Regions from separate parts of the Mus musculus genome. Here region 1 is linked to region 2. Evidence: chromatin loops called from intact Hi-C (ENCODE). Cell type or tissue: left cerebral cortex. All regions are shown on one strand. Links, peaks and the distances in the headings refer to the core of each region. The heading gives the core; the rest is flanking DNA.

The links. Hi-C counts contacts between places; a loop is a spot of excess contacts. Peaks named below come from ENCODE experiments on the same cell type or tissue, not always from the same donor. Only the 100,000 strongest peaks of a DNase experiment are listed, where the experiment ranks them.
Region 1: it touches region 2 in a loop (3-fold over the local background); 19 of 42 quality-filtered maps call a loop at or near these places.

The regions. Positions count from the first base shown.
Region 1 is chr14:32,468,792-32,481,049 of GRCm38, forward strand. No RefSeq gene overlaps it. Among named protein-coding and RNA genes, the nearest start is that of Chat, 9.0 kb to the left of the region's middle. In left cerebral cortex, for the core only: a CTCF peak has its summit at 4,416 (motif pointing left); a DNase peak (open chromatin) is centred at 4,405.
Region 2 is chr14:32,316,408-32,328,665 of GRCm38, forward strand. Ogdhl (oxoglutarate dehydrogenase-like) reads left to right here and starts at 5,612. Exons shown (of 24, transcript NM_001081130.2): 1 at 5,612-5,709; 2 at 7,472-7,540; 3 at 9,387-9,591; 4 at 10,572-10,742. The coding sequence starts at 9,388. In left cerebral cortex, for the core only: no CTCF peak of the experiment used is centred there; DNase peaks (open chromatin) are centred at 5,568, 6,192 and 6,970; H3K4me3 peaks cover 1,307 bases; H3K27ac peaks cover 1,849 bases.

The DNA.
Region 1 (12,258 bases), core at 2,441-7,440, 150 kb after region 2:
CCCCTGTGTGCTGCCTTTGGGAGAGTCCCAAGGCTTCAGCATTACTTAATTAATTAGGCCTCTACTGCTACATAGGCTCAGATTCAAAAGAACAGAGTGGCCCACGTCAGCCATTCCCGGAAAAGTCTGATGGCTGGAAGCCAGAGGACTATGTGTCTGCCTTGCTGCCCTTGGCCAGCCCATCCTGAATGCCCAGACTCGGACAATGGAGTAGGTACAGAAGGGTAAAGACAGTGTCTTCTGTACCAGTAAGTGGGCCCTGATCTGCTCTCTACAGCTTCCAGAGAAAGGGCCTGGCCAATGAGCGGCCTTTTGAGTAGCAGATACCTCACATGCATTCTGATAGAAAGCCTGGCCCCAGATCACTGTGACTTTAGCCCTCAGGTTTCTTTTGCACTTCAATTCAATGACTTCTTGAGGTTCATTTCCCTCTCCAAGATTTGCCACAGACCAGTGGTTCTCAACCTGTGGGTCACACCTCCTTTGGGGAAATTGAATGACTGTCAAAAACCGCAGATTCATAACAGTTGCAAAATTACAGCTATGGAGTAGCAACTAAGATAGTTTTATGGTTGGGGGTCACCACAATGAGAGGGACTGTGTTAAAGGACAAGCAATGTTAGGAAGGTTGCACACTGCACCAGACTCTCCACCTTCCCCAAGACTGGGGCGCTCAACAGTTCTCAACTGGGCCCCCTCCTCACTGGCCAATGCACACCCACACTGCACCAAATTGCACTGCACCAAACTATAGGCAAGTTCCCAGCTTGGTCACAGAGCCCCACACACCACTTGCTACCTGGGTCTTGCTTCTTCTCCTGGTACACGGCCTCCCAGTCTTCCTGTTTCCAGACCTTCTCTAACCAACCACAGCGGCTCACTCTGCCCACTGGAAAGCCAGCAAGTTTGTTGTTATTGTCTTCTTTTGTTGGCCTGGAACTCTCAAAATCCTCCTGCCTCAGCTTCCCAAGTGCCTGTATTTCAGGAGTATGCCACAACTCTGTTGGAGCCCTGCTCACGCCAGCCTGAGAGCGCCTCAGGCAGGCTCTGTCTGTTCATGAGGGATTGGCCACAGTGCTGCATGGGAGCTGGTGTGTGAGTGGGCTTCAAATTCAGCTCTACGTTTATTGAAATGAAAATACATTCTGCTAATGGAAATCATGGTGTTAGATAGATGTTTAGTCCCTGCCACCATTACCATTTTTATGTATATTTCCAAGCCCCTTCTAAAGCTTTCTATGCATAGCTATGAGCTCATATAAAATTTAACAAACAGCACTGTGTTTAGTTAAGTGTATTTTAATGTGTCTTGCTATATATGTGTCATTCTGGGGCTCTCTCATTTTCTACTTAACAATAAGTCCATGTTAGCTCATACAAAGAGAGTTATGGTTCTTCTTTTCTTTAAAGGTTTATTGATTTTTATGTATGTGGGTTTCTTGCTTGCATGCAAGTTTGTGTACCACATGCATGCCACGCACATGCACTCGTCAGCAGAGGGCACCAGACCCCCTGGAACTGGAGTTGCAGATGTTGTGAACTGTCATGTAGATGCTGGCACAGAACCTTGGTCCTCCACAGCAGCAGGAAGTGCTTGCAACTGTTCAGTTATCTCTATGGTACTAAGTTTTTTCTTAGCTGCTATTATACTATGGTGTTTTTTGTTTGTTTTAAGGAATTATTATATCATATATATACTCTATGTACTCTATCTGAATATACACCTGCATGCCAGAAGAGGGCATCAAATATCAGTATAAATGGTTGTGAGCCACTGTGTGGTTGCTGGGAATTGAACTCAAGACCTCTAGAAGAACAGGCAGTACTTTTAACTGATGATCCATCTCTCCCCAACAATACCATAGTGTTCTTTGTTCTTGATAAAATAAAAAGTATAGTATTAATTTCCCACTGACTTCTACTTGAAGATAGATCTGAGTTTTTCCTGATTCTTGATGTTACAGTGTTGCAATGAATGTCTTTCTTCTCTTGTGAAGATGTTTCTCCCAGTGATGTGAATATTTATTTTATTTAATTTTATTTGTTTGGTTGGGTATTTTTGTTGCTGTTCTTGGTTGTTGTTGTTTTAAGACATGATTCTTGTAGCCCTGTCCATCCTATAACTCACTCTGTAGACCAGGCTGGCCTCGAACTCACAGAGATCCACCTGCCTCTGCCTCTCAAGTGCTGGGAGCAAAGGAGTGTGCACCTGCTTTACCCAGAGTTTTAATTTCCTTTAAGACAGGTCTCTGACATAGGTTGGGCTGGCTTAGAACTCAAGTAATCCAAACTGGCCTTGAACTCAAGGCGAATATTCCTGCCGGGACCCCGAATGCTCCCTCACACCAGGCACATGTTAGACTTTAAAAGAAATTTCCAAATTGCCTTCCAGAATGGTTGCATAAACCTTCCTACCAAGTCCATGTCAGTGCTGGTCTTGCGTCTTTTCCTTTTGTCAGTCTGATGAGAGATAGTATCACTGTCATTTCAATCGTTAAATGCTTAATTGGCTGGGAAACTTTTCCTATGTTTGGAGGCCATTTGCATTCCATTAACATCAGTGTCTGTGTGTGTGTGGTGTGTGTGGTTTGTGTGTATGTGTGTGTGTGTGGCATGTGTGTGTGTAGTGTGTGTGGTTTGTGTGTGTGGCATGTGTGTGTGTAGTATGTGTGTGGTTTGTGTGTATGTGTGTGTGTGGTGTGTGTGTGTGTAGTATGTGTGGTTTGTGTGTGTGTAGTGTGTGTGGTTTGTGTGTATGTGTGTATGTGTGTTGTGTGTGTGTGGTGTCTGTTGCTTCACTTCCTTGTTTTTCTGTTAGGTTGTCTTTTTCTTCCTGAATCATACGCAGCTTTAAATGTGCTGTCTTTGCTTTGGACATGCCCACTGTGGATGACAATTATTGCTAAACCTTCACTCTAGCTTTGGCAGTTTATGGCTTTTGAACAGGGTAAGTTGTGTGGATGTGAGGCTGCTCCATCTGTTAAAGCCTTACGAGCCTCTTTGACAGGAGACAATTCAAGTTGCTTAGCTTGATGTAAAGGTCTTCTATCTGATCCACCCACGGCTGCCCTCTAATGCGATGCCCGGGTTCAATTACTGATCCTATCACCCTCTATCTCTCTGGAAAAACTTACTCAAATGCTCTGTGTTTAGAATCTGTCCTTTTAAAAACCTTACGGAATTGTTCCTTTCTTAACAAGTTGTTCCTTCTTTACACGTGTCTAAGTCTCTGACCTTATACTGTTTATGCCATGGGCGCATTGGTGGTACTCCTAGAGTTGGCTCCAGATGGACTGATCATGGATACTGTCTATCACTTCTGCCTTCCTAGATGGCTTATACTCATGTTGTGACCATGTTCCTATCACTGTGTGGATCACACTATGCCACATCATCCGTCCATGCTGTCTGCTCTAATGCAGTGTCACCCTCATAGGTGGGTCCTAGGGCAGCTAAACCTTGATCTCTGGCTGGTGCAGAGCATCCTGGACAGGCAACTGTGGGATAAAGGATTTGCCCATTTCAAAAAAATCATGGCTTTCTCATTTTGCCAAAGTGCTGTAGAGGGAGACTGGAATAAACTGGAGGGACACTTGTGAGACAATGACGCATCCCTGAAACAACAACAACAACCACCAGACCCATGCTGGGAAGAACCAGAAAGCATCTCCATTGATGGATAGGTTGGGGAAGCTAAGATATCAACAGGAAACTGCATTGCACCGTCTAGGGTTGTCTTTGTGGGAGAAACAGAAGATAAATTGAGGCTGCCAGCCATCTCTCCTAGATCCCAAGGCCTGCTATGGTTGGAAAAGAGGTCTGATTAGGCACTGTCGCTTTCATGTTTAATCTTGATAAGTGAGAATTTGGGGCAGGAACTCTTTGGAGAGCAGAACCACGGGATCCTCCATGTCCTAGACCAGTGGTTCTCAACCTTCCTAATGCTGCAACTCTTTAATACATATTGTTCCGCATATTGTGGTAGCTCTCAACCATATAAAACTATTTCTTGTTGCTACTTCAGAACTAGTTTTGCTACAGTTATGAATCATAACGTTAATACTGTATTTTCTGATAGTCTTTGGTGACTCCTGTGAAAAGGTCATTCAACCCTCCCCCCCCCCCTCGCGCCCCAGGGGTCATGACCCACAGGTTGAGAACCACTGTTCTAGAAGGAAGCATCAACAATATGTGAATGGTATCAAGTCCACGGTGGGGTGGAAGGCTCCTGGCTTATATAAAGAAAGGGTTGTTTGTGGAGCCAATCCCTCTAAACAGATCCGTATTGACCATCTACCACATATGTCCCATTATGTGGACACAGAGCAAGATTGTCTTGAAGCCTCTGAAATCGGGCTCTTCTGTGAGTGTTGTCAGTGGAGACATGAGGAGAAGGCCCCCTCTAGTGGCAAGGCGGTGCTTTGTAAAGCCTGCACCTCCTTCAGTATTGGAACTGGGACAGAGTCCAGAGCACAGACTTTTTCAATGAGTCTGTTTTTCTGAATGGCCTTCCAACACTCCTGGCTGGTACCTTGTCCAGACAAGTCTACTGAGAAAGAGACCAGTATCAGGACAAACACCAGCCATGTCCAGGGCCAGCCTAGTAGAAGACTTTTTCCTTACTGGCTTTTTGTCTCATCATCCTCTGGGAGGAAAGCCCACTTGGTCAAGTGCAGTTCAGCAGCCCAGGGGTGGAATGATGAGCCAAAGTCACAGGCCATCTGACCTGCCCTCTGTTGCTCATCTGCTTGCTCCTGTGTCTTCAGTCCTTTGGGATCCCATGGGATTCTTCTATGGGCTTCAAAGCCTTGGCATTCTCCTCGTCCCCCCAATAGGAGTTCCAGCCAGCAGAGAAACAACCATGCAACCAGAGGGGCAGAACTTTAATTTATACAAAGACTGGGTGGAGCCAATCGAGTGCTTTGGAAAAGTCCAGCAGCATCCCATAATTTTTCACACCTTTCAGAGGTCAGATGACAGGGTTGTCTCCGCGTCCCGTGTTTACCAAAAGAAATGTCTGTCATAGTTGGACACCTTTACACAGCAAGAGCAGAAGGAAATGTTTCAGGTAGATGTTTTCTCTGTAGCAATGAAAACCATACAATCATTTGTAGGTAGCAATTAAAATAATTGTTTTCTTAGCACACAGAATAGTTCCCTTCCTCTTGCTCTGCTTTTCTTCGGTTGTTTGACTACATTTCTTATTTTCCCAGACCCTTTTGCATGGTAACAATGTTCCTCATTTGTAAGTACTGAGTCTGCCCTTCTTGGTGGTCAGCAAATTTAAACCTCTTCTAGTCTGGAGGAGTATTTCTGCAAGAGAGACTACCTGGTCCCTTATTGTCTCTAGCGACTGGGCTACCTGCCCCATGTCTTACATCACTTTTGTGGCCACCTGTTTATCCTAGATCCCAGAGGATGCTGATCTTCCAATACCGGTCCCTGCTCCCAGTGCTATTCCCAAATCCAGCAGCCTAGGTACAACTTTGGACAGCTCTTCTAATGCTTTCATACACTCTCCTGGAATGGGAATCAGCCGGGCCTTCCCAAGAGGCAGGAAAAGTCAGCTGTACCCTGCTAGGCTAGGATTTGATAAGCCTAGGATCTGAAAGGGGCCATCCAGCCCTATATGGCTCTCTATTGTATTACTAGGCTTGGGAATACAAATGTCCTGTGTACGTACAAGCAACACTTGGATGTCAGGCAGTGAGGGCACCCCATGATAAGGCAACACATGTCTTCTGACTGTTAGCTAAGTATAACATTTCCCTCTGACAACATTACTCTCTATGAGAATAAAGTTTTTAATGTAGTGGGTCTTCTAGGTAACAAACATCAATGGGACTGTGACCATGTTTTATAAAACCTGAACAAGTTCTCTTCTACCCTAAGAGTGGGCCTGACCAGAACTCTGGGCTTCAGTGCCTTACCTTATCCTGCAAGTTTTTTTCTGTCAAATTTGTCCCCCTCTATCTAGTGAGTCTAGTCATGGGGGTCAGATGTCAGAAGAGTCAAGTACTGAGTCAGAGTCCTGCTCAGAGGAATGCCAGAACATGCTTAGCATCTTCACTTGGAAATCCTTCATTCTGGTGTGGCTGAGCTGCTGTTTCCTCAGTGCAGAGGGTTGGTGTGGCTGGAATCTTGCTGGGGCCTCCAAATTATGTCACGGGAATTCTCACCAGCAAAGAAAACTATTCAACCAGAGAAACAGAGCTCTGTTTTCACACAAGTTGGTACCCAAGCTAATGCTTTGGAAAGCATCAAGCCATAATTTCTTACAGCTTTTAGAGGTTAGATAACAGTGTGGCCACCTGAAGGTAATCTCTGAGTCCTGTATCCTCCAAAAGGAATTTCTGCCATAAACATGTTTGTAGGGTCAGCAAAAGCAGAATCAAGCATTTGACTCTGGTAGATGTTTTATAGGTAGCAAAACCAAACCAAACCAAACCAAACCAAACCAAACAAAAAACCCATACAAACATGTGGAGGTAGTAATAAAAACAAATTCTTCCTTAACAAATAAGATCTACAGTATGACCTTTGTCAGATGGCCATGGGAGTCATTCTTTAACAAAGCTTTTTGTGAGTATTTGCCTACCCAAGATAAGGGGTAGAGGCTTTACCAAATGGGCAGAAATCAGCACTTTAGAACAACTTTAATATGTTGTACTTCTACAAAATTCCTGCAGTTCCTAGGCAAAGGTTTTAATTAGGTTAACATAACACAGTGCAATAATTTGATTTCATTAGGTACATACATAGGAGTACAAAATAGATATTCATGTCTTCTTCATTAGTGTGGGGCAATATTGCCATCACCACTGATAGCTGGGGATTGTCTCACCCTAGACCCAAAAGGGCAGGCCAGCCTCAGCAGTGCATTGCTTGGGTCAATTTCATCAGCTCTGCATGGTTTTTAGGCGCTCTGTGTATGGTCTTCTCTTCCCTGTCACCTCTTCCTTGCACTTCTAGCTGTCACAGGCTTACCTGCCTGGAGTACCTGTGTGCTGATGTCCTGGCCTCAGAGCCCAATGTGCTCCCTTTATCCTTTTCCGGAATGAGAGGTGACTCCCAACAAGGGGCACACTAATCTAGCATCATTTGGAGGGATTCTTGGCCATGTTAAATCCACCTGGCATCTCTTAGGCCCACCATGGGACATAGACTAAAAGACATCTGGATGCTTTGAATGTATACATATTTGTGTCTATTAAAGAGAAATGCTCACTCACTAATTTGGTTTGGGCTTGTGTATGATGATGTAGGGGTGTGTGTGTGTGTGTGTGCGTGCACACTCACACACTCACACACACTCACACACACACACACACACACACACACACACACACACACACACACAGGCCAGAAGTCAACTTCAGGTGTCCTGTTCTATTGATTTCCACTTTATTTTTATTTATTTTTGAGGCAGAGTGTCATTATGTATCCCTGGCTGGTCTGAAACTCACTCACTCTGTAAACTAAACTGGCCCCAAACTCATAGAAATCTTGCTGCCTCTGCCTTCTAAGTGCTGAGACCAACAGCATGCAACCACTATGCCTGGTATTTACCTTATTATTTTGAGACAGAATCTTTCACTGATCCCAGAGCAGGTATCGGCTAATGTGGCTGACCAATGAGCCTCACGCATATACCCCTACACAAGCATCTTTGTATTCCAGAACTGGGTTTATAGACTCATACTACCAAACCTGGCTTCCTAATTTGGTTTTAAACCAGATAAATGGTTGTTTAGCAACCCCTCCTCAAAGCACCTCCATCAAGTTGAAACTGTTATTCTCTCCATCTTAGGTGAGATGCAAAGAGAGGAAGTAGCTCCCTCCGGATCACACCATCGGGGAGCCTTGTGGCAGGACTGGAACTCGAGCTGTGTTCTAGAGCCTGTGCTTCATCTCCAACATGTGGCAAAAATGACCAAAGGTGGCTCACGAGGTTGGGTGACTCATGGGTCAGGAGGTTACATCGAACCTGCCAAGTGCATGTGACACAGTGTCAATTGATCTGAGGAATCAATACCTGAAGCACTGACTATTGCTGGTGTGTAGTTTGAGGTAGCAATGTCAGTATCATGGTCCAGTCGAGTGCTACTCCAGCCAGCTATCTACCTGGTACTATTCCATTGTGTCTCTAGCATCTGGTATCCCTGCCTTTCACACGTAGAAGCTCTCATGGGGAGGAAAATGTCCAGCATTCTGATTTGCTCTTGTTGAGGGCCAAGGTCATTAAGTCCATCTGAAGAATCTTGCTGTCACCCTGTGCCCACGCGGCAAGAGGTCCCTGCAAGGGAAACATGGTCTGGACTGATGAATTGATAGTGTAAGGGGATCTATCTTCTAAACTCCGGCTAGAAAATTAGGCATGTGAGAATGCCTGTATCTAAGTGGAAGGAACGTGTGGTGCACAAGGATCCTGATAGAACTTGACTGTCCCAGTTGGTTATGAGTGTCATTCTACTGTTAGACTTGATCCATGGTGATGGACAGAGGAGAGGAATTATCTGGAAAGGCACTAGAGCTTGGGGTGGTGATGTGGACAAGAACTCCGAGTCTGTACTTGGAGACAGGAAGGTAGGCATAGCCTTTCTGGCACAGATATGTGTGGCCCAGGGAGTAGGGGTTGGGGATGGTGTCCCTTCAGGGCAGGCCACATAGACACTCTGATTTCTATGACAATCTCATCTTCTTGGAGTGTCAAGAAGAGTAACCAGAACAACGGCTTCCTGGGTAAATGTGATGCAATCAATTAAGCTTCATTTAAAGTTAGTGTTAAACTAACCATGACATTTATCCATCCATCACAATGAAGAGGGCCTGTCTCCCCAGCCCAGGGCATGCAGTCCAGTGAGATGGGTTTGAGCATTTAGTTGGTTCCATGCCCTGCCAAGCTGCCTCTCAGAGAGCACTGCCTGTGGATGTGTAGATGACAGGTGCCATCTCCTCATTTGAACTCCTCAGATGCCATCTGGTAGCAGACCTCATGACCTGGCACATTCTCACGGACCCCAGACATTGAGTCAGTTCCAGACTCCCTTGTGGAACATTCAGTCTGTGTAGTGAGTGGGTCAGCCAGCCTCTGAGTGACTGGACAGGATACAGAAGGGTCATGCCACCAGGGCCCTTTTAAGCCACCCTCAGAGAGGTGGCCAGATTACTGAGAGTGTCTATGGCTCAAGAGGGACCCAGGCTGTACCCTACATGGAAAATTCCTAAGACATGGCTCCTCCGGTCACAGCCCAGGCTGTCTTCCCTCCCTGTGAGAGCCCCTGTCAGAGAGACGCGGAGAACCTCCTGACCCTGAACTGAGAGCACTTATACAAATAGAGGGGAGGAAAAACTTTTTCCTAAGGGTCAGAGGTCTTCCAGTCCTCATTGTAGCTTGGTTATGGTCTCAAAAAGTGGCTCTTTGATATTGTGCCCCTGGCTCCCGTGCCCTGGTGGCCTACAGCCACCACCATCTTGGATAAGGCCTGGCCTCAGGGTATCTGAAAGCCACCAATGTGAATCTTTTGAACAAAATCAGGGGCTTATCTCATTGGTAGGGTGTTCTACTTAGGCCGCAGTGCTACCTTTCTGGATGGGAGCTCTTGCGCTTAGCTTCTCTCCTGACTTGTTCTCTACTCAACAGCCAAATGGGAAGGGATAGAGGCCTAGAGGGTCTTCATATGGTGCCTTCAGGAGGGCTGGAGACTCTACAAGTCAGGGGCTCCTGCGATGTCTCCAGACTTCTGCCCAGTAGCCAGGAGGGAAGGCTTCAATCAGGTCTACCCCTGAGGGTAAGGGACCAACAGGGTCCCTTCCTCCAGTGTCAAGAATGGTATGTGAAATGCAAGTGCCAAGAAAAGTAAGGCTGCCTTGCTCCTGAGTGTAGGAAAGAGGTACAAGGAGTGCAGGCAGGCTGGGCCGGCTGGCGACTGATGTAAAATGAAGGGTACCATCTGAGGGTGTGCTAGAGCAAGAGAGCACTAGACCAGCTAACAAGACTGTTTTAGGAACTGGTCATCCCATGGGGACTGTGCGTAACTAGTGACACCTAGAAGATGCTTTGAAAAACATGGAGGAAAAAGTGCTTTGGAGCCCTGGGAAGACAGTGTGTTACATACCACGTACAGCTAAGGCAGGCTCATGACAGCAGCACCAGCATCGCTGTGCTTCACGCCTCTCCTGGAAGGAGTAGTCTCATATGTGATCTGAGTACATATGTGATCTAGGCACATACGTGATCTGATCACCCCATTGGGGAGCAACAAAGATCCACAAATCTATCTCTGAGACTCTGGGCCTTCATTGTTGTTGGAATGGAGCACCTTAAATATTTTAGGGAAATAAGGCGATGTATATACAGGATATTCTATGCCTTTGAAAAATTCCTCCACAAGATTTGGGGTAATTTACCTAAAATCAAATCATTGATGTTTGTAAAACAAAACAAAACAAAACAAAAACAAAACAAAACAAAACAAAACAACTGGGTAAATATTCCTATTTTGAAAGATTGACAGCATAAATAGACTGGTGTCATTTCGGGTCAGGTTTTTGTCACCAAATGACATAAGTCCAGACAGTGTTGGGAGCCACATGAGTCACAAGAAATCTTTTGGCTTTTTGGTGTCTTTTAGCATTGACACTGCAGATAAAGGATTGTTGGTTTGTACTGTCCCCACTGAGGATCTGAGAATGGACTGGAATGAAGAATGGCTGAGCTAAGGAGACAGAGCTGGGATACCTCAGAGACCTTTCCCTCTGTGTCACAGAGATGGTCCTCAAATCTACTTCCCCCATCTACCAAGAGGGCTGTAAGGCTCCAACGTGAAGTTGAGTTGCTGACCAACAGTGATCATATTATCTGACAAAGACAAGTGTCCTTAGATCCCAGCGAAGCTGTCTTCCCTTACTGAAGCCGAAAGATGGGCTGCACACCAGGAGCCTGTGGCTTCCTACAAGAGGAGCTGCAGAGCTGGGTGGTGAGCAGGGCTTAAAGCAAAGAGTTGTGCCAGAAAGCAAGTTGGGTTCTGGTCCTCAGAAACTGCAGTTATGACCCATATGGAATGCTGGGTCTGAGTTGCTTCGTGACTCCTGGGGACTCAAGTCCCTAAAATGCATCTGGGCGAACCAAACAGCCCTCTCTGGCCATTCATGGCTTTAGAGAGCAGGATTTATCAGCACGGCATCCTCACAGTTTTTACAGATAGACATCAATCACTGGAAGTGCTCCCAGCACTGCACAGATTAAGGGCTCTTTGCTAGAACTACAGAGCTGGCCTCTTCTGACTTGGAGACAGTCTGGGAAGCTGGGGAGGAGACTAGACTCTGGCTTTGTGTCTGGGTTCCAACATTCAGTAGTTAGAGGCTTCCAGGCAGTCCCTCAAATATGATGGTGTCAGGAAGTTCCAGCTATGCATGACCCTTCCCTAAGCATAGGTCCCTTCTGCCAGACTCCTTGAGAAGCAGGCTACAGCCTGAGCTTCATACCAACACCTATGTCTTATTGTTCATCCTAATTTCTACTCACTCAGTGAAACCATTAGTGACTTCCCTTAAAACAGATGCTTATAAGCTGGTTTGCGCTAAAACAAACAAACAAACAAACGAATGAATGAATAAACACCAAAGGGGTTTGTGAGGTAACTAAGAGCAGAACGAAGTCTGGCATCTCTGCCTCTGTTTTGCGTCTGTCTCTTTAGAGTCAGACTCTAGCTTAGCTGGCTGGGCCTGTAGGCATGTTGATTCCTCAAGGAGAGTCTGTGTAAAAACTGGTACCACCTCTGGACTTTCAGCATCCTTCAAGGATGGACGCACAAAGACATGAGTAATGGAAGCATCTTATAATCTTTTACTGTGTCCTGTTCCAGAAGCCCCAAAGCCACTGGAAGGTTTTCAGTAATTGTTCTAGACCTTGAATATCAGGAACAGCAGAGCCCCAGAAGAGTCACTTTTTTTTTTTAAAAATTTACTTTTTGCATATGAGTACACTATAGCTGTCTTCAGACACACCAGAAGAGGGCAATGGATCTCATTACAGATGGTTGTGAACCACCACGTGGTTGCTGGGAATTGAACTCAAGACCTCTGGAAGAGTAGTCAGTGTTCTTAACTGCTGAGCCATCTCTCCAGCCCCTGAAGTTACTTCTTAAGCAGAAGGAACAGGCATACCTTCTCAAGCAATGAGGAAGACTTGGAGCCACTTGCCTCAAGCGATGCTTAATGTTCAAAATTATTCTTCTGCAGAAGCCAAAGCTCATG
Region 2 (12,258 bases), core at 2,847-7,846:
ATGTATGATGATTAAAGGTTACTAAAATGTCTAAGGTCAAAGTTCAAGTGAAGTTCTATTTCAGTTAATGGTACTTTATTATTATTTATTCTGGTCATGGCAACATTTGTCACAACTATCTTTTTTTTTTATTAGATATTTTCTTCATTTACATTTCAAATGTTATCCCCAAAGCCCCCTATTACCCTTCCCCACCCTGCTCTCCAACCCACAACTATCTTAAAAGACAGGAGGTATAGGTCAATTTAACCAAAGTAAAACTACATAAAAAATGAATCTTAACAAAATTGAGATTTATTTAGAAGTATATGGTTTTTGTTCAACCTTTATCTAAATGTTATATAGTTCTAAAAGTGCCAGACAGGTATAACTATACATTTATATAAAGTATAACTATATAGGGTATAACTGACATGAATGTTCAATAACAACCCCCAGAAGCCTGTACTAATGTGGACAGAGGGACTAAAAGGGACATTATTTTGACCTTTGCCCTCCAAGGTCAGCTAGGTATCAGGGGACTATGGAATAACCCAAAGGGTCCATGAGTTCCATTTGAATGTATGAGGGAAGATCACAGAATCTACTAACTCAAGGGAAATCTTGTGAGTCCATGAGCATCTAGCACCGTAGCTCCCGAGTTAGAGCTCACCTGAGGTAGAAGAAAGGCCTCTGCAGGCCTCAAACACACTCAACATGTCCCATCTTATTCCAGGATTGTTTGTATAGGCTATTCTTGAACGGCAGCAGTTGGAGGTGACGTGGATCCAGTAACCCCAGTCCTGGGCCAGCTCAGTCCAGAGCTCAGCTCACTGTGTCAGTGTCCTGACTCTTAGATAGAGCAAAGATTTAAAATACTGAACCCTGCACAGTGTCCTGTAGGTGACCTGGCATCGGGTTGGGAATGGGAGTCAAGGAAGTGATAAAGCAAGCAAACTGACTTCTGATCACAGTGGGATGCACGGTAGCAATCTGCACTAAAGGAACGGTTTATACAATGATACATGCTCAATCATTAAAATCATGGCTACTGAATATTTAATAGTATCAGAAATTGCTTTATGTTATGAAAAGTATTTCTACTCTTTACATAAATGATACTTAAAAAAGAAAAGTGAGTCAGAGGCCAGCGATGGCCCAAGTGTTTGGGGCTCTGATTCCTGATCTGGATCCTGAATGATTTAAAGGTTACTCTCCCAATGAGGGAATGTTAGGGCACCAATAAATGCCCTTTAAGGAAAAACTCCATCAGGTCAATAGAATAGAATCGCTGGCCTGAGTGGACACCTAACATTCTCGTTAGGCCAAGTTAACCACCTGACAAGGGGACCACCCCTAGGAAAGTGAGCTCACATTAAGTCATGCTAAAGAAAGACGTGGGATATTTTTGTTTACTGAGTGTCATAGTTAGGGTTTCCATTGCTGTAAAGAGACACCACAATCAAGGCAAAGAGCAACATTTAATTGGGACTGGCTTACTGGTTCTGAGGTTCAGTCCATTATCATCATGATGGGAGGCATGGCGTTGGAGGAGCTGAGGGTTTTACATCTTGTTCGGAAAGCAAACAGGAGAAGACTGGCTCTCTCTTTTCCCACTGGGCAGAGCTTGAGTTCAGAAGCCCTCAAAGCCCGCCCCCACAGTGACACACTTCCTCTAACAAGGCCACACCTCCTCCAATAAGGCCACACCTCCTAATGGTGCCGCTTCCCCTGGGCCAATCATATTCAAGGCACCACACTGAGAAACTGTGCTTTTGCTTTCTAGAATACCCCCTCCAGCTTGTCCCCAGAGCACAGCCACTGTGAAATTCAGCTGGGTCTGTCACCTTCCCTGACTTAGGAGGGGTCAACTTTCCTTCCCTCTTTTTTTTTTTTTTCTGTCTCTTTCAGTTGCTGGCCACATCTTTAGGCAATAAAGACAGCACCACCACCACCACCACCTGTCTACTTGTGCACCTTGTGTCTGACCTCCACACCAGCTCACGTGGCATGGCTTTCCCCTTCCACTTCTCTCTCTCTCTCTCTCTCTCTCTCTCTCTCTCTCTCTCTCTCTCTCTCTCTCTCTCTCTCATTCTCCTCCTTGGCGTAGCTGCTGAGAGCTACTGCTCAGCGGCCTTGGGTGTTTTTCTTTTAAATTCAAATGAAATTGTCTTTGAACTTTCTAAAAAAATAAAGATGAAGACAAAAATTAGTCCAAAAAAAAAGAGCCCATAGCATTTGCTTCTGAGTGGTGACCTGTTCCTTCGCCACGCCTCTTCACAATGGTAAGCTAATGGGCTGGTGGAAGAGCGGGAGAGAGAATGCACAGAAACTGTCTGTGTGATGGGGGCTGCCCTATTCTTCTTGGGAGTGACCCTGCATGCAGACCCAGTAATCAGGAAGAAAGGGGAAGCAGGGACAGAGAGGAAATCACATCCTAAGTGGGGCTCAAGTCGGGCAGCAGAGGTTGCATACGACCTCACACTGGTGTGCTCCGCTGACAAATGTCCTAGGCAGGTTGTACCAGCAGGCCACACTCCTGTCTTCACCATCTTCAAGGCAATGCAAGGCTGTTCTCCCAAGGCCTTTCTTCTCCACTGGCAGATGTTATCTTTCTCTTCTGTCTCACATGCTTTACCCTCTCTGTGTCTGTAGGCTTCTATTTTTCAAAACCTACTTTAATACGTACACTTAAATGCTTTAACCTCCCTTCTAGCCCACCCACCCACCAGGGGAGTGGAAAGGAAAGGTTAACAGGGCAAAGGAGGATATGGACCCATTTTGAAATTGTTCTTTCGGGCGAATCCAATCTGTGTTGTCGGGATATCAGCAGTTCAATTCACATGAATCAGCAGTGGTAGTTCAAGCCACTCACAAACACTATTCATGAATCAGCAATGGCAATTCCATCTAGAAGAAATTGAGAGATTCTGCCAATCAGCCAGAGTCCAAGAAGCTGCAGCCTCAGGAACACCACTAGAACTTCTTTTGTGCATTTCTCTCTAAAAATCACAACAAACAAAACAATGATCAGCAAAGGGTGGCAAGGCAAACCAATACAGCTTCATTGTTATCGTTGTCATCGTTGTTGTTGTAGTCGTCATTGCCATTGTCCATTGTTTGTTGGGCTATATTTGTACCATTTCCAAACACCACTTATTCCCTCAAGTGTCCACTCTAGCAGAACATCACATGCCCTTTTCCCAGGCAGCTTCCAGGAAAGCACCATGTGTCTGTTCTCAGCAAAACATCCTCCCACATGTCTGCTTCAGCAAAAACATCCTATCATAAGACAGTTTCCAGGAAAACATCACATGATACAACTGAGTCTCCAAAGAAACCAGCAATTTCCACTTCAGTGTCTGTGCCTGAATTTCCTCTACTTATACGGATATATTTATACTAGTCCTACTTGATTAGAGCCATTGCAATGCCCACGCTTTAACACAATTTCCTCTTAAATACTGATCTCTAAAGGTAGTGACATTCTGAGGTACCTGGGGTTAGGACTTCATATTACAAATTTGGAAGCAGGGACACAGTGTAAACCTTAACACGTTGTGTTTGCCAACTTGGTACAAACTAGAGTCCTCTGGCAAGTGGAACCCTCAATCGAGAAATTGCCTTCATCAGATAAGGCTGTGGGCATGGCATGTCGGTGGGGCATTTTCTTGAGTCCTAATTGATGTGGGACTTTACCACTATATGCTTCATATTTCTCAATGAACTAGTCCATACTATCAGAATGAGTAAACATATGTGTCTGTATCCCACACCCGAGGAAGCAAAGACAGGTCTCTGCTGCCAAGATTTTTGCAGAGCTCCAGTCCCTGCCTTAAGTCCTCCCAGGCTCCTAAGAATGGCAGCCACCTTATGAGAGTCTTGATTGCACCCGAATAATTGCTTCAATTGCTGTAATTAGCAGAACAACAATCAGAAGAGAAGGCTGATCTACCAGCAGGCTTCCCAGGCAGAGGTTCCTGTCCTTGGCAGTCTCTTCCCCATCCCATTCTATGAGTGACTCACCTTCCCTCCAGGATGTGGATCCATCTCTTTGTCCCACTTAGAGCTTTGCAAAGGGCTATAAACAAACAGAAAGTTCTGAAGCCTTCTGATTGGCTAGGCCGTTGCCCTGCCTGTGGACACAGGTTAACTTACCTTCTTGGGTCATTCATTCATGATTGACTCTCAGTTGTAAACTTCTCTGATGTGCCTCTCAACACGGCTTACCTGCTTCCTACTCAATGAACTCCAGTCAAGAAAGCCAGAAATGCATGTTACTCACACCCTACCAAACACCCCGCAAGCCACTGATCTCCCAGACTGGCTTCCAACTCACTATCAGATCTGTCCCGGCTTCTTCTCTAGCAGTGCTTGATTGTCCCCCCACTCAAGACAACGCACACTTTCACATTTTACCCTCCATTTCCCCCACACTTGCCAGAAAAGGAGTTCAAAAATGCAACCTTGGACATTCATAGCTGCCTAGAGTCTCCTGGACAGAATCTGGGAGTTGTTTTGAGACAGGTTCTCAATATGTATTTCAGCCTGGCCTTGAACTCTTAACTATCCTGCCTTAGCCTTCATGGTACTGGAATTACAGGTATTTATTACCTTGAAGGGAAGGGAAAGGGGTGATTCCTTTCCTGCTTCTCACAAAGGATGCTGGCCCAGACTCCTGTAAATCAAGGACAGGTTGTCAAGAGACAAACATAAAACGTCATTTGATTATGGTTTTATGTGATATAGGAGCCTTCAGATGGAACACTCAAAAAACCACAAGGTCAATTATCCACAGTTTGCTTAGGATCAGTGGATCTTAAACAGCTACGTAGAAAGATGATTGTACAAACTGTGACATGAAGCTGTGCTCCACAGGAAGTCCCTAGCTGCTCTGCTGGGTCAGGATTAAGGGATGCAAACACAGAAGCCAGTTAGGGGCTGTTACAGTAATCCTGTGAAGGACTGCTGATAGCATTTCCAGCCACGGGTGTATCCTGCATTTGCTTAGAAATGAAACAGAGCCCAATACAGAAAAGAAAAAGGCAGGAACACATCAGAAAAACTCCAAACTGACCAATAACATAAGTTGGCAAATCACTAATAATAAAAGTGCAGATTAAATTTCCACAGGTTCTGTCAATGTATATTCTTTGTTAGATTGTCTGTGGCAATGATTCTCTGAGGAGAGGGAAACCAGGCCACAATCCCTTGGAAAGTGAATTGGTAGGGCACTAAGCATTTTTTCATAAACTGCTTCATCCTTTCTTCAAAACAGCTGGAAGACAGCAGAACTTTTAATAGCATTCCCATTTTATGGGTGATAGAGAGGAATCTATCTTTCCCCCATACACACATACAAGTCTGCTTTATTCTGGTACGTTCCTCTTAGTTTCAGGTCGAGGACTCTGGGGTTCATGGGTCCAGCACTGTCTCCAGTCACTCAGACAGGGCAGACCTGGGCTCCTGCTGGCCATCTGGAAGCACCTGGCTCTTTGGGGGCCACATGAGGTCTTGGATCTGGGAGGTCAGCACCTCGGACAGCGAGGGCCGCAGACAGGGCGGGGCGTCTACCGAGACGTCACGACGCGCGGAATCCCGAGGGTGCGCGCTCACGGCGGCCGTGTCACGTGACCTAGGTAATTGATACAGCGCGCTGCTCGTGACCCTCCGCTCAGTCCCCGGACCTTCAGCCCCCCGGACCGCGTGGCCCGGAACCTCGGCCAGCCGGTGAGAGCGGCGGCGCGACCCCCGTTCCTGCGAGCTGAACCCTCTGCAACTCGATCCTAGGTCCTGGGGCAGCGCTGCCCACTAACCTCAGCCAGGCCCTTGGGGAGGGGGTGGGGTGGGGTGTGGGGAACGGGAACTTGACCTTGGTCTCTCCCTAGACTAAGTGCAGCGTTCCTTAGGACCCCCGGTCCTTTGTGCTTGTCAGCAGGTGAATGCAGATTTCGTGGGAAGGAGTGACTTGCCAATAGTGGGGCTTCAGGCCGGAAGGCTGCAGCCCCCCCCCCCCCCCCACTGTTTGCCGTAGTGGCCTGGAGAGGAGCCTGCCTGGTACTCTTCCAAGGAGAGGGGGGCTGCCCAGAACAGCACTGAGATTGAAGAGGTTCCAGGGTTGCATCTGGCGGGACATGCAAGCAGCTTCGAAGTCCCAGGACAGGCCCTATACTTGTTTTTAACTGCGGTCTGTGCTCCCACTTGAGGAAATGGAGGCCGACCAGATATCTAGGTCAAGTAGTTTGAGGTCTCAGCCATCCTCCCGCACTCAGGATGAGCCCTAAGAGGACTTATCTGATTGACCCTAAGGACCATGCTCTGCAAAGACCCAGCGCTGAAACCCCCAGCCCTACGGGCTCCAATCCCAAGCCAATCTGTGTATTTCCTCTCCATCCACCAGTAACCTTCAACAGACCTTACCCATCTTTGTACACACCCCAGTTCTGGGCTTTAGTTTGGCCCTTCCTTCCTCCCTGTCAAGAAAGTAAGCTTGCACCCCGACCCCCATCACACCCTTCTGCCTAGCTCTTTGGAGTTCTACATTTTCCAGTCAGGCAGTGAGTTCAGTTTCTAGTACAAGACAGGTAGAAAGACTCTGCTACTGCGTGCTGCTTCAGGGTTTGGAGGGAAGGGGGCCTCCCTACTCTGACCTCTACTAACTGATTTTCCCAAGGGCAGTTTACAGAGCAGCCCTCCCCTGTGCACCACTGCAGGAGACTTAGTATTAAGTTGCCTGCCCTGGTTCTGACTGGATGACATTGTTCCAAAAAGGATGCCCCCAAGATCTTCCCACTAGAAACTTGCACAGGGCACGTTTTAGGGTGTGCTTGCCGCCATCCTGCCCTGTATGAGCAGGACCTAACAGGGTTAATTAGGGCCTTGGCTATAGATTTGGAGCTCAGCAAAGCTCTGGGGTCCTCAAGCCCAGCTGGCATGGGGGTAGGAATGGCTGGCATCTCCTGCCGGGTTGGGTGAAGGCCATAGCAGTATCTGGCTGCCCAGAGCGTTCTGTATTTGTAAAACACAGTGTTCCAACACTGGGCCAGGCTGGATATAGCCAGGCCTTGTCCCTATCTGGCCTGGATTGTCCTATCACCTTGTGGGGGTAAAGCTGGCAGAAGGAGCAGTTGGGGCATTGTCCCAAGGAGATATTAAGCGGCCATGAGGAAGACACAGGCCCTGGAACAGACAGCGGGTCACTCTCCAGTTCAGTGCTCGCCTCTGTGCTCCTGACTGTGTACCCTTACTGTGTGGAATGCGGATGCTGATCCCCCATGGTTGTTCCACATTTGACCCTAGGGCCCATGCTGAACCTTTGGAAACTTACTGCTGCTCCAGGAGACCCAGCCCCAAGTGGCTCACTAAGGGACCTGGCTACATTAGCTCAGGGGTTGGAATGTTAGAAGGGAATCCTGGGGCACCTGAGGTTCAGAGTTCTGCCACACCCCCCTCTAGAATGTCTTTTCTAGTTATTAATTTTCTTCTAATTCAGACTTGCCACAGGTCACCTCAGGAAATCACCATTCCTTGGCTGAGGAACTCACCTGCCCCTTCAGCTCAAGTGAGTTTGCAAGGGTGAGGGGAGGCAGCCTAGAAGAGCCATGCCTGCCCTTTGGTGGACTTGAACCTTTGCAAGAACTCCAGCCAGTGGCATCCTGACTTGGTTTAGCTGGTGGCAGGGGTAGGGTGGAGGGATGCAGCTGGTGGACAGTTGGCTGGACACACATTGACTCGGAACTAGTTCTAACCAAGACCACATACCCTAGACTGTAAGTGTCCTGGGTCAGGGAGTTGTATAAGGGCCATGGACTCTGATGGGTAGTTCTAGGGCTGCACTCTATACTGAAGCGTGGACTCCCCAGGCAGAAGAACACTACTCAGTCTTCAGTAGGAAGGATCTGCTTCCTGGAGGATCTACCCCGTGGAGGCTGGGGCTGGACTGGATGGGACAGGAGAGGACCGCCCACTCAAAGCCATGGGGAAAGGAAGGACAACAGAGGTCCCACTTTACTTGTGGTGGTAGGACCCTGGGACAGCAGGGGGCTCAGTAGGTCTGAGCAGGGAGCCTGGTAGTTCTCTACAAGTAGAGGAGACCTTTAAAACTCCTGGGGGGGTTTTGGGGAGAGGCCCATTGAAAGCCTGCCCACTATTTAGGTTTCTTCCTTGGGAAGGGGCAGGTAATTTAACAAGTGAAGAGAACCCAGTATTCTGTTTTCCTGACCTGGGTGGCCCCGACCTGTAAGTACCCTGGGATGACAGCGACCTTGGGTGGCGTTTGTCCAGAGTGTGAGTTCTAGGTCGCTTTTGGGAACCACAGAAGGCAGCTGTAGCAGGGATCTACCACTGGGCTGGCTTCAGTTCTCTTTCCACCACAGGGAGCCTCAGTCCTCACTTCTGTGAAGTGGGGCTAAGGTTGAGTCTGGGTTCCTGACCTCTGGCTTTGCCCAGGAGGAGGGATACCCTGACTTAGTATTGCACTCCTAATGAGTCACCAGTCACTTCTGGCCAGTGATCAGAGACTCCAGGGATAGTGGGTCTTGTCCTTTCTCATCTGTCTTAGTCAGGGTTTCTATTCCTGCACAAACATCATGACCAAGAAGCAGTTGGGGAGGAAAGGGTTTATTCAGCTTACACTTTCCACATTGCTATTGATCACCAAAGGATGTCAGGACTGGAACTCAAGCAGGGCAGGAAGCAGGAGCTGATGCAGAAGCCATGGAGGGATGTTCTTTACTGGCTTGCTTCCCCTGGCTTGCTCAGCCTGCTCTCTTATAGAACTCAAGACTACCAGCCCAGAGATGGCACCACCCACAAGGGGCCTTTCCCCCTTGATCACTAATTGAGAAAATGCCTTACAGTTGTATCTCATGGAGGCATTTCCTCAACTGAAGCTCCTTTCTCTGTGATAACTCCAGCTGTGTCAAGTTGACACAAAACTAGCCAGCACATCATCTTTCTGAGCCTTTGCTCCTCAACGCCCTTCCCTGCCTTTTCTGACCATGTACAGCCAACTCAGCGCCTGGAGGACCCCCGCCCCATTTCCAGGGTGATAGGCTATGTGCCCATCCTTTTTTTTTTTTGGTTACTGCCATGATCTTCTGAGTGGGCTCCAGGGCCTGAGCTAGGTTCCCCCTGAAGCAGGGTTGTGTATAGGGGAGCTGGACGGAAGGGTAGGGGCACTGGGTTTCGGAGTCCTTGGGAGAAGGTTACTGAGCTGAGACCTCTTGCTTGGAAATGAAGCTCAATGAGATAGGAGTGTGTCCCCTGTGTCTCACCTTGGCTTAGTCTGAGGCCACCTTTCCATGGGACCATAGGGGTTAGGAGTGAACTCGGACATATCCGAGCTTCCTCTTGACTGGGTTCTGTGATTTGTGTTTCTTTCTCTCTTTCTCTTTGTCCGTGTTCAGGATGAGCCAGCTGAGGCTGCTGCCATTCCGGCTGGGGCCACGGGCCACCAAGCTCCTGGCCACACGGGCTATCCCGGTGTTCAGTGGGTGCAGGAGGTCTTCTGGACCACCAACGACCATCCCGAGGAGCAGAAGCGGAGTCAGCTCCAGTTATGTGGAAGAGATGTACTTTGCCTGGTTGGAAAACCCACAGAGCGTTCACAAGGTTGGCACCTGCATTCTGCATTTTATGGGAAGGAAGCTGCAGGGGTGAATGGGAGGATGGGAGGATGGGAGGATGAGGGATTGTGAGAACCAGCCATGACCTCAGTCTCTGTGTATTGTGTGGGGGAGAAGGGAGAGGCTTCTTGCTTTCTTACTGATGATGAAAGTGTGTGAGTCCATCCCACTTGATGGACCATAGAGAGCTCCTGCTTGATATGCCAGAGACCTGCCCTGCCTGGTTATGCTAACTCTCTCCAGATAGCTCCTGGCATGAGATTAAGAAATAAATGCATATAGATGTGTCATCTGATAAGCTAATATGCCTTGATATCTAAGAAGTGAGATGGGAGAAAGAGCAAAAGTCATGTGATCCAGACGCAAGCAGCATGAAAAGTCAAGAGGTCCCTCTTAGCCCGCCACAGGGTTTGTCTGTTAGTTTCTTCTCTTTCTGAGATTTTTTCTCTGTAAATGTTTGCAAACACAACAGAATTTCCCCCCTTTTCCATCAGCGTGACAAGGAATGATCCTGGCTGGGTTGTTTTTTTTGGTTTTGTTTTTGGCTTTCATTTGATGATCTCAGCTCTTTCCATGTCAGTACAAGAAGAGCCCCATTGTTTGTTTGTTTGTTCCTGCCTACGAAGTATTCTATCACATGGATGTCACCTGTCCCCAGTAACAGACTTCTGGTTCACATCTTCTCTTGATTGCTGTGAAGAGTGCTGCAGAGTATACTTGTGTCTGTGCACACAGCTGGCTGTAGAAAGAATTTTCTAACATATGTGGGCAGATGTTCCTGGTATAACTGAACCCACATCCTGAGGAAAGCTGGGGTGTGTAAGGGACCTGGGCTAGTAGAGAGGTTCCCTGAATGGAGGCTCTGCAAAGTCCCTGAGCATTGTGGTGCCAAGAACACTGAATGCTTTAGGGATCCCAGCTCTTCACGACCTGACCCAGCTGGGTTCTTTCTCCTTCCCTACCTAGTCCTGGGACAGCTTTTTTCAGAGAGCAAGTAAGGAGGCCTCTGTGGGTCCTGCTCAGCCGCAGCTCCCAGCTGTTCTCCAAGAAAGCAGGACATCAGTGTCAAGCTGCACCAAGACCAGCAAGCTGGTGGAAGACCACTTGGCAGTCCAGTCCCTGATCCGGGCCTACCAGGTGAGAGAGATGGAGGATTGGGGGCGGGGCGGGGCGCAGGGTGTCTGAGCCATAATGACACCTCCACTGATAACCAGCCTTTGTCACGTGCCATTTAGAGCTTTTGAGTGTATTGTTTTGTTGGCTTGTCTGTTTCTCGGCACTGTTGTCATCTTGCACATGATGGCCTAAGTACCTAGAGGGGCACTTAGTAGGTTGCGTTTAGCCTTCAGTGACAGAGGAGCACTCCGACGCTTGATAACCGCTCTCTAGTCCGGGCATTCCAAGAAACGGGGACTGTTTGCAGCAGGAGCTTCATTAGTGAAGATGGAATGAATTAATAATTTACTAGACACAGCTCCCCCACCAGCTGCTCATTCTGGAGGCCTAGGCTCTCTCACACCGGGTTCCCTAGGCTGGGCCCGGTGGTTGGCAGTGTGTCTTGGTGATGGTCCATGTTCTCTCAGCTGAACAGGACTAATTGGAGGCCTGCACTGGTATTGATGCTGTAACAGGTGCAACTATTGAGGATCTCTGTGGGAACCAGTGGCAGAAGGCAGTTGACAAGGGAAACGTGGCATGCAGAGGATGATTCGAGGGGTTCTGGGCCCTTGAAGAGACCTAGTGGGAGGAGCAGCGAGCTACTACATGGACCTGGGAACATCAAGGCATTGGCAAATGGAAACAGTGTGCTGTCTCCAGCTAGGCATCCTCTGTGTGGGAGCGTGGAATGGGAGAGAATTCCCCGAGCACCTGGTGCCCAAGGGTCACAGGGGACTCTTACTGGCCGGAGGACCCAGGGGCTTCATGCAGCACAGTAACTGTTATACCAGCTGAGCATCCAAAAAAAAATTGATGAACTCCAAAATCTGAGACTTTTTGAGGACCGATGTGACGTCACAAGTGGAAAGTTCCACACCTCATCTCCTGTGACGGGTTGTAGTCAGAACGCAGGCATCCTGAGAACATTGTGCAGAACCACATTTCAGCTCTGCATACAAGGTGCTGGGGAAACAAACGCATTTCATGTTTAAACTTGAGCCCTTTCTCCAACATATGCCATTATGTGTGTAAATATCCCCAAATCAAGAAGAGTGTGAAATGCCAAATGCGGCTGGCCCCAAGTATTTCCAATAAGGCATCTTCCAGTTCATTGTGTTTTCTTTTTTTTTTTTTTTTTTTAAAGATTTATTTATTTATTTATTTATTATATGTAAGTACATTGTAGCTGTCTTCAGACACTCCAGAAGAAGGGGTCAGATCTTGTTACGGATGGTTGTGAGCCACCATGTGGTTGCTGGGATTTGAACTCTGGACCTTTGGAAGAGCAGTCGGGTGCTCTAACCCACTGAGCCATCTCACCAGCCCTCATTGTGTTTTCTTAACTGGGTGAAAGATACTGAGTGACCTCATGGGTGATCTTGACAAGAACAAGGACGGTCACACTAGAACTGTCTTGTGTGGAGATTGACATCTCGGATGCTGCTTAAGGCTGGCCTTATCTCAGGATGAGATGGCCTTATCTCAGCACAGCGCT